Regions from separate parts of the Mus musculus genome. Here region 1 is linked to region 2. A link is a loop called in an ENCODE intact Hi-C map of the cell type or tissue named here. Cell type or tissue: heart. All regions are shown on one strand.

Region 1 (2,500 bases), 94 kb before region 2:
TGCCAGCCACATCAGGCGTCACCAGCAAAGGCCACAGAAACCAGGATGAGTTACACGACATCATCCAAAGTCGTTTTCAGGACCAAGAAGGGAGGAGGAAACCCAGAATTTATTTTGTTCTACTACATCTTACATATCAGAAGCAGACTACAGAGGAAGATCGGTCTCCATATGAATACCTCTTCTTTGCTGTCTGCATCATGATGCCCATGACGCTGTAATAACAGAACATCAGGGGCAAGAGGTCTCCTCCAGCTCTCAGGAAGGCCTGTGCCTCAACTGACATCGTAAAACAGCCATCCAGAAAATAATCAAGTTTAATATGACAGTGGCGGTCATGACTTTGATCCTAGCACTTAGAAGGCAGAGGTAGATGGATTTCTGAGTCTGAGGCCAGCCTGGTCTATGTAGTGAGTTCTAGGAGAGCCAGGGCTACATACACAGAGAAATCATATTTTTAAAATACAAGGGTATTTGCAAATATACATGGCCAAGATCACAGCAAATCCCGAAGTCAACTTCGGAATGATGTGGTCACACTAACCATTCGGTGAGACTTTAGAAAGAGTGGCAGATAACAGTAATGTGAAGAAATGTTAAGAAAGAGCATCAATACTAAAAATAACCCAGAAGCCATCCACAAGAGTATGAGCCAGGGCTGGAGAAATGGCTCAGCAAGTAAAGATGCTCACCTCAGCCCCTGCCACTTGCATTGAAGCCTTGGGAACTGCATGGTGGAAGAAAAAGGCAACCCTAAGACTTGGCAACCCTCCATGTGTACACACAACACTGACACATTAAATGAAATATAATGAAAAAGATTAAAAACCATCAGGACCATGTGAGCCCTCTAGAATGATCTCTCATCACAAGCAAAAGCTCAAAAAATTTCTTTAACAAAGCAGCTCTTTAAGAAAAAAATAGTAATACCATCATCATCATCATCACCATCATCGTTGGTTTCTAGAGACACGGTCTTGTGATGTCTCACCAGACTAGTCTTATGACCCTCCCACCTTGACTCCTGCTGGGATTATAGGTGTGCACCATGACACCTGGGTCATCATTTTCTACTGTTAACTGTTTTGTATTGACTGGAATAAAGTACACGGTATTTGTCACAGCGGCAGGGTGGAGTCTCCTGGTCACATGACACTGGGGGGGGTGGAGCCTGCTGGTCACATGACGCCAGTGACCCACTTCTCACGAAGACCCCCCCCCCCTCCTAAAGTTTCCACAACCTTTCAAAACAGTGTTACCACCTAGGGACCAAGTGTTCCAACATACAAACCTGCCTAGTCACTGTTCTACTGCTGCACAGAGACGCCATGACCAGGGAAAGTCTTACTAAAGGAGGTATTTAATCGGGGGCTTGCTTACAATTTCAGAGGGTCAGTCTGTTGTCATCCTGGTGGGGAGTTGGGCAGCGTGCAGGCTGGCATGCTTGGCGCTAGGGCAGTAGCGAAGAGCTACATCCCCACCTGTAGGCAGCAGACAGAAACACTGGGCCTGTTGTGAGCTTCTTCAAACCTCCAAACTCATCCCCAAGGGTCGCACTTCCCCCAACAAGGCCACACCTCCTAATCCTTCTCAAATGGTTGTAGCCCCTGCTGCCTGGAGGCTATGGCAGCCATTCTTATTCAAACCATTGCAGAGCCCATAGGGGAGAGTTCATATTTAAACCACAGCATCCATTTTAGGATAAAACTGAATCCAGGACCTGGTTTTACTTTCTTGTCCTGTCTGTCAGTAATGAGGCCTTACACTGAGACTGACCTGCATGTGACCCCACCACCATGACCCACAGCCCTCAAGGACACACAGGTAGTCCAGGTGACTATAAGGTACCTGCTAAGTGAGTCAAACCTTAGTAAAGACCCCTAAGTCAAAGCAACGGAAGGGAAGGAGAGCTACACCCACCTGCAGTGCTTACAGATTTGATACCATAAATAGTCCCCTCCCTGCCCCTCAGTTATGATCATGTGCAGAAAGCAGGGCAAAAGTTGTGATTTGTTTTGAAACTTTCATCCACAGTTATCAAACCACTGCGGAGCATTTACTAGGGAGGTGATGAATTGTCAGCTCGCCTGGGGCTGTGAGATGCCTTGAAGAACTTTCACCAAAAAAAAAAAAAAAAAGACCCGCCTAAGCCCTCGCCTTCCGGATGCAGCCAGGGAGCCAGGAAACGACCCACACATTCCACAGGTGAGGGATCCATTTTATGTAACAGACTCCATTTCCACGGAGACCATAAATACTTTAACTTCCTGGAGACTGGGTAAGGAAAAGAACTCCGTGCTATCAGGAAAAACATGATTCAGTCGCTATCTTGCTTTTCCTCAAGTTGTCTGACCTCACAGGCCACTCAACAGCCAGTGTCACTGCCAAGCTGGCTGGGTGGAGTGGGAAATAGGCCAGAGCCTAAGACATGCCGAGTTATGCCAGAACCTTCCTCAGCACGGGAGATCGAGGACATAAGCAAGTTTCTACAAAGCTGGTG
Region 2 (2,500 bases):
CAGGACTGGCTGTAAAGATGGGACTATCAGCAGAAGTTCCAGAAGTTTGGAAGAGGGTCGTGAGTAACAAGTGCGATCAAAATGTATTATTTGGAAGTGTGAAAATGTCATAAGCCCATTATGTATAATTAATATCCTCTAATGAAACAGCCGAAAACCCGCAGTTTGACAAGTTGGCCTTTGTGTGATTCTCTAGGAAGTCTTTCTTATCTTTGATAATTTCTTCCTCTCTTTAAGAGAGAAGTTTTGTGTTTAGAATAATTGCCTTTGGCAGCCCCTCAGATGAACTCTGGTACCCACAGACCATGTCCCAGGGTCTGTGGTTACGGAGGTTCTGTCAGTCTGTTTGTTGCTGTGATAAATGCTGGAGAGGAACAGGATGAGGAAAGAAATGTTTATTTTGACTCATAATGTCAGTTTAAAACCCATGACCACGTAACTGCTTGTTTCTGACCTACACTGAGGGAAGAAAAGATCGTGGTGACTGATAGGTCTGCAGGGGGCTGTTCACCTCGTGGTAGACAGGAGAGAAAGAGAGAAACAGAGAGACAGAGAGAGACAGAGAGACAGAGACAGAGGAAAGCAGAGAGAGACAGAGACAGAGACAGACAGACAGACGGATGGACGGATAGAGAGATATTAACAGTATCCTTGTGGCCTTCCTCCTTTTTCTCCTTTTGCTGAATCTCAGCCTCCAGCCCCAGGTCTTTCACTAATCTTCTCTAGAAACATCCACCCCACACATGTACCCCCCACATGCATGTAACACACACACACACACACACACACACACACACACACACACTGCCCTTCACACGCAGAGAAATGTGCTTTGCTTTGCTAATCTTTGAGGCATCTCTCAATCCAGTCAAGTCGGCAACCATGGTTATCCACCAGAGGTGCGAGCTCTTTTAGACTTTCCTTGCATTTCTGAAATTACTTTTCTCAGATACTCATGTTGATCATTTCCCTGACTCCCCAGTAGGAGGTGTTAAGGACAACCATCCTTAGAAGAGAGGGAGAAAGTCAGCGCCACCATGCCATGGAGGAGCTAGGAAGGCTAAAGAGCACAACCAACACCTGGAAAACACACGGACACTGACGTGGGGTACGGTTCTCTCCTGAGTAAGCCACCTCAAATTGAAAACATTCTACATCAAAATATATGTGACACATTTAACATAGAAAATATCGTAGTCTCTAAGATGGGTATGGTAGCACAGGCTTTCAACTCAGGAGGCAGAAGTAGGTGGATCTCTATGAGTTCAAGGCCAGCTTGGTCTACATAGTGAGTTCCAGGACAGCCAAAGCTACATAGACATTATCTCAAAAAAATCAAATATGCATATATATATATATACATATATATGTATGTATATATGTGTATGTATAAATACACATATGTATTTATACATATATATTTGTGTGTGAATTATATATATTTAATATCTAATATATACATACACACATGCACACACACGCACACACACACATATATATACATATATATACATATATATATATATATATATATCATCGTTTGCTTTATCATATCATTACCTCCTACAATGCTGAAAGCAAAAGGTAGAACTGTTTTATGGATACAAGCGATAGAGAAGGGTTCTTTGTAGATGTGGTAGGTTCTGGTATGTGGCCCCCAGGAGCCATGGCTGCTGCTGTTGTCAGGCATCTCGAGACAGACTCATTCTACGGATATCTGCGATGACATCAAAACTCAGAATCTAAGGTACAGTTTACTAGTGACTCGTAGCAACTTTACTCCGTCATAAAAATTTTTAAATCATAAGTACGCTAACACGAGCTTGTGAATCTGTACTCTTTATTGCCAAGGTTGTTATCCTAGATGACACTCAGAAATACTCTCTGTTAGAACTGAATACTCCTTATAAAAGTCACACCTCTGCATGTTTGGAAAATATGCAGACAAAACTGTGAGTGTCAAGATTTTGGTAACCGATCGAGAGCTAAGACGCATTGGATCTTGGCTGGTTGGAGGATACAGAAGAAATGTTGCATCTGTTTTGAAGGAACAAGGGCTGCCTGAGTGGTATCCAAGTCATAGGTGCTGAAGATGAGCCCCTCATAGTACAGCCTGCCAGGCCCCCCCACTCCACACACCTGTGCTCCTGAAACTGACGTGGTTCCTAAAGCAATTGCTGGAGAGCAGCTCTCTCTCTCTCTCTGAAAGCGATGGGAACCTCCTTATTTAAGGTACATTTAGCCAGACCTTGAAAATCAGTTCATCACTCATCCTCCCTCCATCCCACCCCTGTGCATCCCACGAGTGGCCTAGCCAACAGGCCACCACATCTCGCCTCTGTAGGCTTTGAAAGTCCCAATTTATGTAGCTTGTTTGACTGTGTTCTAATGAAGCGCTTGACAGTCTAGACGTTCGCTCCAACTTCCTTCACCTGATAATATTTCCTGGTTTTAGCTCTGCCCTATGAAAATCTGGAGAACTATCAGCCTTGTCTTATTC

What was found. Hi-C counts contacts between places; a loop is a spot of excess contacts. Peaks named below come from ENCODE experiments on the same cell type or tissue, not always from the same donor. Only the 100,000 strongest peaks of a DNase experiment are listed, where the experiment ranks them.
Region 1: it touches region 2 in a loop (1.9-fold over the local background); 1 of 42 quality-filtered maps calls a loop at or near these places.

Annotation. Positions count from the first base shown.
Region 1 is chr13:46,881,285-46,883,784 of GRCm38, forward strand. The region is part of intron 2 of Kif13a (kinesin family member 13A); the gene reads right to left. Among named protein-coding and RNA genes, the nearest start is that of Gm22960, 20 kb to the right of the region's middle. In heart, a CTCF peak has its summit at 1,488; a DNase peak (open chromatin) is centred at 2,317; H3K27ac peaks cover 1,231 bases.
Region 2 is chr13:46,975,752-46,978,251 of GRCm38, forward strand. No RefSeq gene overlaps it. Among named protein-coding and RNA genes, the nearest start is that of Gm52038, 14 kb to the right of the region's middle. In heart, a CTCF peak has its summit at 981; no DNase peak of the experiment used is centred here; H3K27ac peaks cover 442 bases.